2 separate regions of the Homo sapiens genome follow, and region 1 is linked to region 2. Evidence: chromatin contacts called from ENCODE Hi-C data. All regions are on one chromosome and are shown on one strand. The core of a region is the stretch at or near the end of the contact, and the rest is flanking DNA. Distances in the headings are between cores, read along the strand shown. Region 1 holds the start of SLC25A42 (solute carrier family 25 member 42). Region 2 holds the start of PIN1-DT (PIN1 divergent transcript).

Evidence for each region. A loop is a pair of places that touch in the nucleus more often than their neighbours do. Pooled maps may share reads with other maps.
Region 1: a loop to region 2 is called in a map of naive thymus-derived CD4-positive, alpha-beta T cell, with 18 times the contacts of the local background. The contact joins the promoter of SLC25A42 here to the promoter of PIN1-DT in region 2. A Hi-C loop is called at or near these places in 2 of 168 maps with a recorded cell type or tissue (breast epithelium and naive thymus-derived CD4-positive, alpha-beta T cell) and 1 of 50 pooled maps.

The regions. Positions count from the first base shown.
Region 1 is chr19:19,059,214-19,066,120 of GRCh38, forward strand. SLC25A42 (solute carrier family 25 member 42) reads left to right here and starts at 4,781. Exons shown (of 8, transcript NM_178526.5): 1 at 4,781-4,902. LOC124904655 (a long non-coding RNA gene) reads right to left here and starts at 4,312. Exons shown (of 3, transcript XR_007067160.1): 1 at 3,977-4,312; 2 at 2,831-2,938; 3 at 1,613-1,937. RefSeq lists silencers at 4,253-4,422, 4,683-4,952.
Region 2 is chr19:9,829,948-9,836,313 of GRCh38, forward strand. It overlaps PIN1-DT (PIN1 divergent transcript), which reads right to left and starts at 5,068. Exons shown (of 2, transcript NR_183873.1): 1 at 4,917-5,068; 2 at 4,132-4,731. PIN1 (peptidylprolyl cis/trans isomerase, NIMA-interacting 1) reads left to right here and starts at 5,371. Exons shown (of 4, transcript NM_006221.4): 1 at 5,371-5,455. The coding sequence starts at 5,398. It overlaps UBL5 (ubiquitin like 5), which reads left to right. Exons shown (of 5, transcript NM_001048241.3): 5 at 18-168. The coding sequence ends at 61. RefSeq lists silencers at 5,073-5,412, 5,443-5,662.

The DNA of each region.
Region 1 (6,907 bases), core at 3,531-6,030, 9.2 Mb after region 2:
CAGGATGGCCTGGGCTCAGTCCTTGACCTCAGGGACACTCCTTTCCCAGCAGGCCCCCAGCTTCCGTGGAATCCAGCCGATGCAAACAGCTGAGGAGCGTCACCCTGGCTGCACCTCTCCGTGGTGTCCCCGTCTCCCCTGCCCCCAGCAGGAAAGGGTGCTCTCAGCTCAGCAGGGCTGGCCCAAACCTCTGACCCAGTCACCCCGCCCTATCCCTCCTCCCTGGAGACTCCCAGGATGTGGGAGAAAGATCTCGAATCTGCCCCAGACTGCCCTGACTTAACTTCTGGGCCAGTGTGACCTTGGGCAGTTCTCAAGCATTTCTTCATCTGTCATGTGGCGGGGTAGGTGCTCCTGAGCTATTTCGAGGACGGCCTGCAGTGCTGGCCCTGTCATTCCTGCTCCAGCCTTGCTCTCAGTCTGCCCATGGCTCCCCTTTGCCTTCTACATAAAACCAAACCTGTCTGTGGTCCCAGCAACTTGGGCTAAGGCGGGAAGATCACTTGAGCCCAGGAGTCAAGGCTGCAGTGAGTTAGGATGGCACCACTGCACTCCAGCCTGGGTGACGGATCAAGAGCTTGTCTCAAAAACAAACAAACAAACAAAAAAATGCACTTCATGCCCTGCAGACCCAGTATGGCCCAGGCCTTGCCCATTTCCCAGTCTTTCCACTGTACTCACTCCCTATTCCCCCACCCCAGGGCCTTTGCACAAGCCCCCATGTGACAAGCCATGCCCTCTGCCTAGAAGTGCCCTTCCCTTGGCCTTCCCCGTGGCCGGCTCCTCCTAGCACATGAGGTTTCAGCTCACGTTGCCTTCTCCAGGAGAGACCCCCATCTCATCACCTCATGTGCTCTGGCTCTGACACTGGGCCCCATCTGAGGTCACCTCATTTGTGAACTCTCCTGTTTGTCTTGCCCCCACCATCGGCTGGCTCCCTGCAGGGAGGCCCCTGTCCCCACTTGCTGTGCCTTCAGCTTCCCGTCAGTGTTTTTGAGTGTTCACCTGAATAAACTGACAAGCACTCGAGGTCCCTGCCAGGTGGCCCCAGCGTCCTCCCCTGGGCCTGGGCCAAGCTGCAGGCTTCTTCAGGAAGGGGTGGTTCTGCCTTATCTGTCCCTCCCACCTTAGCCCAAGGAAGTGGGTGTCTTCAGTAGATGCAGCTAGCATGTTTGGACAGCCTCAGGTTGGGTGGGGGCCCCTCACCAAAGATCTCACATTTCCCTGGGGTTATGGCCTGGCTTTCCATCCCCCCTCGGCCACTTCAGGCATATCACCTCCCGTCTGTGAGCCTCGGCCTTCTCATCTGAACTCAGGCTAGATCTGGCACACTGGAGGGCCACAGCCCCTAGAAAGGCGCGCTTCAGGGGATGTCCAGAACATAACTCCCCCCAGCCCCCATCCCCGTCGCCTTCCCTTTTCTGTCACCCAGGCTGGAGTGCAGTGGCGCCATCTCGGCTCACTGCAAGCTCTGCCTCCCAGGTTCACACCATTCTCCTGCCTCAGCCTCCTGAGTAGCTGGGATTACAGGCGCCTGCCACCACCCCCGGCTAATTTTTTTGTATTTTTAGTAGAGATGGGGTTTCACCTTGTTAGCCAGGATGGTCTTGATCTCCTGACCTCGTGATCCGCCCGCCTCGGCCTCCCAAAGTGCTAGGATTACAGGCGTGAGCCACCGCACCCGGCCCTGGCCTTCTCTTAAGTAGCTTTTGCTGTCCTCCTTGATGACATCGAGACCTGGGCTGAGGTGGAGCCTGCTGCAAGGATGGTGCGAGTGTGTTCAGGCCACGCCTCTGCTACTGTAGGCTCTTGGTGAAGTGGCCTGACTTATCTGAGCCTTGGGAGGTGAATGAGGCCACTCTGACCCCAGCCAGGCTTGGTTGTTGTCACTGCTGTGTTCAGGATGTCTCCCTCCAGCCAGGGATGGGCTTGGGCTCCTGGGAAAGGAACACAGATTTTTTCTGTTGTGAACATACATCTCCCAGAGGCTGGACTAAACCTCATTTTCCAGATAGGAAATAGACTCATGGGCATTTGAGGGGCTGCGGTGGGATGAGACCACAGCTTGGCCTGCCTCCAGGCCCCTCATCTTTTTCCAAAGCTGTTAACCTGACCTTGGGCAAAAGGCCTTTGGGCCTCAGGTGATTAGGCCTGGACGCTGTGCCAGGGCCTGGCTCACAGATGATTCCTGGGATCCCCAAGAGGTAGAGGAGACTGGAGGGCGAAGAGGCAGTGTCCTGTCCAGGGCTGGCCAGCCAAAGCAGAAGAGCCGAGATCCTGGGCACCCTAGCTGGGCTTACATGAGTGCCCATGGTGGGGGTGTCCATTGCTATTGCCAAGGTGCTTTGCCTGCCATTGCTGGAAGGCGGTAGGGAGGTTGGCTGGCGCCAGCCTGCTAAAGAACGAGCAGAAGCTAGAGAGGCAGCCCCAGGCTGGGCCAGAGCCTGACCTTTGCCTTAGTTGGCTCTGTCCCTGGAGGCACTGTGGGACCTTCCAGGAGCTTTGTTACCTCCCCCTCCCAGGGCCTGGCAGGTGGGCACTGGGAGTGGGCGCTCCTCGGCGTAGATATCTCCCTCTTGGTGTGGCAAGCCACGCCCATAGTTGGTCTGTGTCCATGAAGCGCTATTTACAGAGAGGGAAACAGGCCCAGAGAAGAACAATATATCATCACCAGCCTTCCATGAGTGCTTACTGTGGACGAAGCCATTGTAAGTGTTTTGCTTCCATTTCATCAATGCTCACATCAGCCCTAGGAGACAGCCGGGAAACTGAAGTGGGGAGCTTGTGTTATTTGCTGAAGGTCCTGTGGCTGTTACTGGCCATTACTTACGTTAAAAAGAGCAGGGATTCAAACTCAGCCCTGGGTCCTTCCACCAAGGAATATTCTCCACCATAGGCTCAGTTTTCTTATCTGCTAAGTGGGCACTGTCACGTCCACCTGGAAGTGAGGTGGGGAGATGGTATTGGAGAAAGCCCAGTGGGGACCTGGCACCCAATTGATGTTCAACTGACCTCAGCTTCCCCCTCTTCTCTGGAGGGCAGAATGGAGGCCAGATCCTGGAAGTTGCCAGGAAGCAAACCACAGGTGGGAGGTATGGGAGAGGAGGTCCAGGTAGGCATATCGTGAGAATATCAGGAGTTTGATGATGGCCTTGGGCTAGTGATTTCCCGTCACATCCTCCCCATTTGAAACTTGTGGATCACACACTTAGCAGGGGCTTGTGCAGCCCTGAAATGTGAGCCCTTTCTAAGGTTGGTTTCAGCCTTGCTCCCTCCCAGGATTCCCTGGTTCTGAACTTGATCTCCACCAACCCTGGCCAGCACCTAGAGGAAATAAGAGCTGGTATCTGGAAACATTTGTAGCCCTCTCCATCCTGAAGATGAAGGGTGAGTCATAGAACAGAGTGGCTTCGGGGGAGGTGCCGATGACACAGCCATGCCTGGGATGGCAGGTGTCTCCCTAAACTGCCGGCATTTTTCTGCACTTCACAGAGGAGCTGAGGCTCACAGGCCGCACATGACCTGCTCAGGGTCAAATGCTTTCACCAGATAATTAAAATGAGAGCTGAGTTGTAAATTTTCCCAGGGAAGCAACCCCAGAGAGGAAAGATCAAGGCATAGGAATCATTTTCCCCCCTCTTTTCCAAATGAAACAGCTGAGGCTCACAAGGGCTTTTGCCCAAGGTTGTGTGGTGGGCCAGTGATTGGACAAGGATTCAAACCCAGGTCTCTGAGGCCCCCAGTGGCTCTTCTCTGACACACTCTTTCCAAAAAGCAGGCTGCTCTAGATTCATTCTCTGGTTTAGCAACCAGAGAATGCTGTGTAACCTTGGGCAAGGAGCTTGACCTCTCTGTGCTCTGGTTTCTGTAAAAGGAGCCAGTGGTCTCTCTGACCTCATGGGATTGTGGTTAAGATTCAGTTAATTCAAAAAAAGACTTGGCAGGGAGAAGGCCCAACAGGGATGTCACTGGATACCGTGGCGGGGAAAGCTGGGACGCAGAGAGGTCAGACACTCAGAAAACCACGCAGCGCGTTTCAGTAGGATTCCGCCCCTTATTTCCATGTCTTCACACCACCTCGAGATGGAGAGGGCAGTTCAGAGTGACCTCCAGCGAATCTGCCCTCTCCGTGTCGTCTGCAGGGGATTAGTGGGGAGTAAGGGGATAGAGAATTATCCAGGAGTCCTTCAGCCTTGATGGTCCAAGTTCACATCCGCTTCTGTGCTAGGTGGCCAGAGGGCGGGCTCTACACGAGAGCCTCAGGGGACCCTGCGCCAGGCGTCCGAGGCCACGTCGGGTTGCCGCGCTCCGGGTCGGACTGCACCTTGAACGCTCCAGCCCTCCCCTGGGGGCGTACCGCCCACGGCCGCTGCGACTGGCCGCGGGGCCTGCCAGTCTTCGGCTTTGCGGCCAATCCCGGTCTCCCCCCAAGCTACGCCCTCCGTTCCTCTCGCCTCTGCCCCACCGGTAGCGCCAGTTTCTTCGTAGCCCCGCCCCTGGCCCCCAGCGATTGGCCGACAGTTCTGCCTGTTTTCTGCCAAGATTCCAATCCTCGCCTGCCTCCAGGCCCTCGCCTCCCAGCGCCTAGCACCCTGAGGGACCACTCAGGCACCCCAGGCCTCTCCCAATAGCCCCACCTCTGCCAATCAGCGATTGGCTTTAGGGGCTGCCCATCTGCTTCATACTCGCCAATCACTGTCGCTTCCAGCGCTGACTGGCCAGGGAGCAGCCAATCGGGGCGTGGCGTGGACCCCTCCCGTGGCGCGCTCTGGGGGTGCGCGAGGCGGGGCCGTGGCGGCTGGAGGTAGCGGCGGCGGCGACGCGTCCGGGCCGGTGAGGGGGCGCGGGGGGCGCCGGGGGGGCCCAAGCGTCAGCGGCCCGCGCCTGTCGGGCTGAACTGAGGTGAGGCACGGGTCCTGTCATGGATCCCGGGGCGAGGGGCGGATGAGGCGGGGCATGACAGTAGCGTCGCGAGGGCAGGAAGAGGTTAAAGACCCCCCCCAACCCCACACTCCACGTCTACTGCCCCCTGGGGGCTACTGCATCCAGGTTTGAGCCCGTCACCCGCAGTCCACGCACGCCTGACACCACGTCCCTTTTCGTTGACATCCCCCATACACTTTAGACTGTCCTTGCTGACATCTCCCACACCCCTGGGGCCTTGTCCCCGGCGCCCCGCACAGCTGGGTCTGACATCCCCCTCACACACCTGACACCGCGCCCCCACTCACGAACACCCGCCCCCACTCACGAACACCCCCCACATCACCTGAGTCTGTCCTTGTCGATGACACCCCCACACCCACACCTGAGCCTGTGACTCCTAACTCATGGCCTCGCAACTCACACCTGGACCTAGTCCCGTCCCCCACTGCCTTTCCTCATATCCAGGTATCTGCTCGCTACTCTCGTGCCCACTCCCCCAGCAACCTGTGTCTCTCTTCTCAGGGACCTTCCCCCTGGCACCTGCCCTCTGCCCTGGCAGCCCCACACCTCTGTCTCCCCCTTTTCTCTCTCCCACCTTGGGCTTTCTTCCACGTGCACCTGTGTTCGCACACCCTCTGTAATAATCCCCCCGAATCCCCCAGGTCCTCCAATAGTCCCCCAAGCCTTGGTATCTCAGGATCGCTGCACCCTCCCCTCCCCAAACAAAAGCTTACCCCAGTGTTCATTTCTAACAGTGCTTGACAGTCTATAAAGTGATTTCCGGACCTTAGAATAATCCCATCTGTCAGACCAAACCGGAATCATCTCCATTTTACCAGCCACAGACCTAAACCACTTGAATGCTAGAGGCAGAGCCTATTCTACCCTGGGCATCGCTGACCCTCTGCTGTGGACCCACCGCGTTTGGGCCCATCTGTTATGTTTATCTCAGAGGGATTGGCAGGAGTCGTGACTTTGACTGGGTCCGGAAAGGCTTAGCTGGAAGGGACGGCCCCTCTGCCAAGCGTGTGTCTCGGAGTCCTGGGGCAGGCTGGCGGTGGAGACGCTGCCGGAGGAGGGGGGCTCATCATCTTGGGTGCCTCCTGCAGGATGCCGGAGAGGGGGTTGCCGGGGCCGGGGCTCCCAGCTCTTGCAGACCCGGGACCCCTCTCCGACACTCCCTGGGCCCTTGAAGCCGATAAAGAGTAAGGAAACACTCTTTAGAGTGAGGCAAACTAATGTTTCAGCTGTTTAAAGCTAACCTGCAAAACGAGCCTGGGTGGTGCTAGGAATGATTCTTCTGGAATTTTTTAGTTCCCTTGAGTCTGATTTGCAAGCATGCAGCATAGAAGGAGGACAGTGGCTTTGTTGTTGAAAAGCAATAACGTGCCATTTCCTGTAAGGCTCCTGGAGCGTTTCTTACCCCCTCCCACCGCTCCCTGCAAAGACGGTACCAGAATGTTTCAGAGGGTCATGTCACCTTCAGCTTCTCCTGTGGAAACTGAAGCCATTTGGGTTTTCTGTCCAACTTCAATAGGAGTCATTTAAAACATATATGGGCATGTATGTATATATGTATGTATATGTGTGTGTGTTGTACACATATGTACATGTACCTATAATATTCATATGTTTATATACATATTTTATATATACATATTTCGTGTGTGTTATATATGTACATGTGTATAAACTTTGGCAAGATCATTGAGTATATAGTTTTTGGGTTTTTTTTGAGACGGAGTCTTGCTCTGTTGCCCAGGCTGGAGTGCAGTGGTGTGATCTCGGCTCACGGCAACCTCTGCCTCCTGGGTTCATGCAGTTCTCCTACCTCAGCCTCCTGAGTAGCTGGGATTACAGGCATGTGCCACCACACCCAGCTAATTTTTGTATTTTTAATAGAAACGGGGTTTCACCATGTTGGCTAGGCTGGTCTCGCACTCCTGACCCCAAGTGATCTGCTCGCCTCAGCCTCCCAAGA
Region 2 (6,366 bases), core at 3,818-6,317:
TAACACCTTTCCTTCAGATGAAATCCACGATGGGATGAACCTGGAGCTTTATTATCAATAGATGAGAATCCTCATCTTCCTGCCCCGCTTTCCTCTCCCATCCTCATCCCCCACACTGGGATAGATGCTTGTTTGTAAAAACTCACCTTAATAAAGACTTAGATGTTGCTTTGTTGTTGTCTCTGTATGACAGCTGTCTAGTGATGGGTGGATCAGTCGCTGTTTGGTCATCACTGCACCATCAGCATGCAGCTGCTAAAATAAGAGCTCTGATCAACTGGATCCATGAGGGCAGAGTAGACCAGCAGGCTGGGAGTCTGTGTGGGAGCCCAGAGAGAGCTCTGGGGTTTGCTGTGGGTGTCTGAAGGTCAAGAGACTCTGGGATTATTGTCACCCTAATAAACCAAAGAACCTCCGGCTAATGACAGTAGATGTAATTGTTAGGAATTCAGATTCTGAAATCACACAGACCATGTGTGGAATGTCAGCTCTGCCACCAAGCAGCTGAGTGACACTAGGCAAAATTTTTTAACCTCTGTAAGCCTTTACTTCCTTATCCACTGGAAATAATTGCGTTTACTTCATGTCTGCTTTCAATCGGCATATTGTGAGGAGGTATAAATGAGTTTAAAGCATGTTTAAACATCCACAGTTCCTGGCATTTTTTTTTTTTCTTTTTTTGAGACAGGATCTTGCTCTGTCACCCAGGCTGGAATGCAGTGGTATGTTCATAGCCCACTGCAGCCCTGAACTGGACTCAACACAGTCCTCCTGCATCAGCCTCCCAAGTAGCTGGGCAGTGTGTACCACCACGCCAGCTAATTTTAAAATTATTATTATTATTTATTTTATTTGAGACAGAGTCTCGCTCTGTCACCCAGGCTGGAGTGCAGTGGCACGATCTCAGCTCACTGCAACCTCTGCCTCCTGGGTTCAAGCAATTCTCCTGCCTCACCTGAGGCAGGAGACTGGGACTACAGGCGTGCCCCATGACACCAGTTAATTTTTGTATTTTTAGTAGAGATGGGGTTTCACCATGTTGGCCAGGCTGGTCTCAAACTGCTGACCTCAAGTGGTCCACCCTCCTCGGCCTCCCAAAGTGCTGGGATTACAGGCGTGAGCCACCGCGTCTGGCATTTTGAAATTTTTTGTACAGACAGGGTCTCCCCTATGTTGCCCAAAATAGTCTTGAACTCCTGACCTCAGGTGATCCTCCAGCCTTGGCCTCCCAAAGTACTGAGATTATAGGCACAAGCCATCATGCCTGGCCCTAGCACTTCTTTTCAAGACAAAACGTGATAGTAGACAGTGAGGCAGTGTGGCACTATAAGTGTGGCTACATGATCCCAGCCTCAAGAGTCAGACCGACTAGATTTGAATTTTGATTGATCCTTAGCAGTGGGATTTCAGCCTCTGCGACCCTCAGTTTCATCCTCTAAAAATGAGCACTACAGTGGCACCCACATCTCAATGAGACCACGCAATTAGAATAGCAGGATGCCTGGCACATAATGTTATTTGCTGTATTCTTCCTCTAGGTGTGAGTAGACAGGAGACCAACTGTCCCTCTGTTCCCCTGGCCACAGTTCTTTGTGTCAACCTTGCTCCTGTCCTGTTTTATTTTTTAAATTAAAAAAATTTTTTTTTTGAGATGGAGTTTCACACTTGTTGCCCAGGCTGGAGTGCAATGGCATGATCTCAGCTCACTGTAAACCCCGCCTCCTGGGTTCATGTGATTTTTTTGCCTCAGCCTCCTGAGTAGCTGGAATTACAGGTGCATGCCACCACACCCAGCTAATTTTTTTTAGTAGAGACAGGGTTTCACCATGTTACCCATGATGGTCTTGATTTCCTGACTTCATGATCCGTTCACCTCAGCTTCCCAAATTGCTGGGATTACAGGTGTCAGCCACTGCGCCCGGCCCTGAATTTCTTATTTCTTATACCACTCCTCCCACCAGTGGTGGGCATTAATACATTTGAGTGACTCTAGAAACTTTCTGGAATAACCTAGAGTTTTTATCATACGGGGATAATTATATGTCCCGTAATATTTATATGACATTCCATAGTTTGCTTTTCTGTGCTTTTTTTTAATTATTATTTTTTATTATTATTTTTTGAGATGGAGTTTTGCTCTTTTTGCCCAGGCTAGAGTGCAATGGTGCAATCTCGGCTCACTGCAACCTCTGCCTCCCGGGTTCAAGCGATTCTCCTGCCTCAGCCTCCCAAGTAGCTGGGACTACAGGCACGAGCCACCACACCTGGCTAATTTTTTGTATTTCCAGCAGAGACAAGGTTTCACCATGTTGGCCAGGCTGGTCTCAAACACCTGAGCTCAAGTGATCCGCCCGCCTCAGCCTCCCAAGGTGCTGGGATTATAGGTGTGAGCCGTTGGGCCAGCCATGATTTAGCAATTTTGAAACTACTTTTGTGTGTGTGGGTGTGGGCACATGGGCCCATGTAATACACACAAACAGGGTTGAACAAATAAGTAAACTTGTAGATAATGAGAGCTGGGTGTCTCACTGTGGAGAAGGAAGTTACAAATAAAACAGGAGATGGGAATGCTTAAAATGAACCTTGTAGGACTGGATTTGGAGGCATCAGTCTGAATTCATGGTTTTCGTTTAACAGATATATTGATACATATAGATGTGTGTATACATATGTATATTTCCTTGCTCTATCCACTTAGAGGGACCAGAAACAGTGACACTCCAGGAACAGTGAGCACCCATCCTGGAACATAAAAACACTAGTGGGAAAACAGGATTGGGGGGAATTTGTGGTTTAGTTAATAGTATTATATTGATATTGGTTTCTTAGTGTTGATAATTATATTATAGCAGGGTTTCTAAGCTTTGGCATTGTTGACTTTTTTGGGTTGGATTTTTTTTTTTTTTTTTTTTTTTTGAGACAGGCTGGAGTGCAGTGGCACGATCTTGGCTCACTGAAAGCTCCACTCCAGGGGTTCAAGCAATTCTCCGCCTCAGCCTCCCGAGTAGCTGGGATTACATGCGCCCGCCACCACACCTAATTTTCGTATTTTTAGTAGAGATGGGTTTTCACCATCTTGGCCAGGCTGGTCTTGAACTCCTGACCTCTTGATCCACCCACCTTGGCCTCCCAAAGTGGTGGGATTACAGGCGTGAGCCACCGCACCCAGCCTTTTATTTTTATTTATTTATTTATTTTTTGAGACAGAGTCTCCCTCTGTCACCCAGGCTAGAGTGCTGTGGCAAGATTATGGCTAATTGCAGCCTCTTAACTCCTAGACTCAAGAGATCCTCCCACCTCAGCCTCCCAAGTAGCTGGGATTACAGGCACGTGCCACCACACCCAGTGAATTATTTTTGTAGAGATAGGGTCTTGCCATGTTGCCCAGGCTGGTCCCCAACTCTGGGCTCAAGCGATCCTCCTGCCTTGGGCTCCCAAAGCCCTGGATTACAGGTGTGAGCCACCACACTCAGCCCTTGGATTGGATAATTCTTTTGGTGGGGGCTGTGCCTTGAAGGATGTTAGCAGCATCCTTGGCATCTAATACTAAATGCCAGTAGCCAGTAGTATCTCCTGTTCCAAAATGTCTGAAGGTGTTGTAACAACCAAAAATGTATCAAGATGTTGCCAAATGTCCCTTGGGAAACAAAATCGCTACTGGTTGAGAATTCTGTTCTATTGTTTATTTAAGACGCTAATATTAGGGAAGTTTGGGTGAAGGGTACATGAAAACCCTACTGTTTTTGTAACTGCCCATGTCTAAAATTATCTTTATAAAAAGTATCTTTTTAATATTATGCTAATACTTGTAAAAAATGTTCTATTAAAACTTAAACTTTTTTTGTTTTTTGAGATGGAGTCTCGCTCTGTCACCTACGCTGGAGTGCAGTGGTGCGATCTCGGCTCACTGCAACCTCCGCCTTCCAGGTTCAAGTAATTCTCCTGTCTCAACCACCCGAGTAGCTGGAATTAAAGGTGCCCACTATCACGCCTGGCTAATTTTTGTATTTTTAGTAAAGACAGGGTTTCACCATGTTGGCCAGGCTGGTCTCGAACTCCTGACTTCAGGTTATCCACCCACCTCGGCCTTCCAAAGTGCTGGGATTACAGGTGTGAGCCACCGAGCCTGGCTTGAGTGCTTTATGTGGATTAATTTATTTAATGTTCACATCAAACAGAAGGATGTAATTGCTTATCCCCGCTTTGCAGATTGGGAAACCGAAGTACAGAGTAACGTTAAGTAATCAGTTCAAGGTCGCATAGCAAGTGTCAGTCCCAGGCTTTAAACCCAAGTCTGGCTCCAGACTTCTCTTAGCCTTCTACTGCATCCTGCGTCTAATTTGTTGTGGGCAGGTTTCCCTATGAGTTCACTTCACTGAGCCTCATTCTTTTTAACGGTCACATAGGGTTCTATGCTAGGTGAACTGTAGTTGCACCCTTTGCTGTCAGTGTCTTCAACTCCCATATCTACCCACAGTTCCCCAACTCTGGGTCCCCAAATACCTCCCCTGTGTCCCACGGGCTCTGCAGACTCTATTTTAAGTTGGCTAAAACTGAGCCCATCTCCTCCCACCTGCACCTCCTCCGTGTTCTTATATGAATGTCAATGTCGGCACCCACTGGTCACCCAGGATGGAGGAAGGAGCCAGACTGCGAGGGAATAAAGGAAGTAAGCAGGTTCCAAAGGACGTGGAAGGCCTTTGGGTCCAGAGCCTAGGGAAAAGTTGAGCCCTGCAAAAAATAAAAGAGGCTGGGTTAGCTTTGGACATCTGTGGGAAACAGGTGGGAAGAGGGAGGATGGAGGAGCCAAATTTAAGCATCGGGTACTTAGGTGCTCATCTCCAAGGCAACTGCATTGCTATGGCAACAGCAGAGGCAGCACCGCCCCGCCCAAGTACCTCCTGGACCGCCGTTACCTCTGCACCAGCCAGACTCTTCCGCATGGGAGGGCTGGGGGCTTGCGGACCTCCGGGAACAGCTCAGGCAGGCGGGAGTTGCTGCGGCATTAGCCAATCCATAAGCTCTATCCCGCCTGGGTGGGCTCTGCGGCGACGCGCGCCAAGAAGGGGTCGGGAGTTTTTTGGCGCTCGCTAAAGGGCGTTGAGAAGGGCGGGCCCGCGTCGCTTCGGACCACTCAGGAGCCGAGGAGAGCGAGTGGGCGGGGCCAGGCTGAGGCTGGCCGGGGGCGGGGCGCAGGGATAACGTGGGAGGGTCCGCCCAGCCTTTCTTCTACCCAATAGAAGGCCAGAAAGCCAATCCGGACCGTTAGGGAGCCCAATGGGCGTCGCCGCCAGGCCCCGTTGCAGAGCGCGTCTAGCCAATAGGCAGCGGCGGCGGGCGGGCGCGGGCGACAGGCGGCGCAGCTGAGGCGGAGCAGGCGCTGCGGCAGGAGGGAAGATGGCGGACGAGGAGAAGCTGCCGCCCGGCTGGGAGAAGCGCATGAGCCGCAGCTCAGGTGCCGCGGGGGTCGGGGCTGGGGCGGGACTGCGCGGGCCCGCGTAAGCAGGGCTCGAGCTCGCCCCTTGGGCGCGGCGGCAGCGCTGCCTCCCTCCCATGGGGTCCTGGCTCTTCCGCGTCGTCCCCGGGGTAACGGCCCCGGCCCGCCCTGTTGTGGGGACTGCGAGCCTCAGGAGCCGCCGGGAAGCCTGAGGAAGCTGAGGCAGGGGGCTGGGCGGGTGAGGGTCCGGGGAGTCCGGGGCGATGGCCCTGGCCCTGCCGGCCCGGCTGATACCTCTCGGCCTAATGCACCTGACACCCCGGGGGACGTCTCTGCACCTTGCTGGGCCCGGGGGCACCCCTGGGAGGGAGACACCCCAGTACCCTGCAAAGGGCGTAGGGTGTTGCCCGGCCTCGGGTCCACAACCTACCCCTGCTAACACCCCTACTGTGTACACCTAATGCTGAGTCTGCGACATCGCCCGTGACATTCTGCCAGACGATGGCCCCTGTGCTTAGGCCCGATTTAAGGGTTAGCCACAATGATAATATTGCCAGTAACAGGGCATGTTTTTCTCTGTGTCAAGCGCTTTAAGTTCTCTCTGAATTGCCGCAACTCTGGGAGCCAGGTAGTTATTACTTCCACCTTACCAGCAAGGAAACTGAGGTCAGAAAACTGAAGGAACTCGTCCAAGATCATTCATTTCAGGGGCCGGGGGTTGGATTAGGACCTAGGCAGTTTGCCTACAAATCCCCCTCCCCGTGTCACTGCAAACTCCTGAGGAGCAGGCCCAGCATCTGTGGGCAGGTCCCGAGTCACTCTGCTGCCTCTAGAGCCCATAGCAATCGCATTTGCAATAATAATTCTCCTTGGTTGAGTGCCAGGTTCTGGTGAACTGTTTGGATACATGGACTCTCCTCATTAACCCC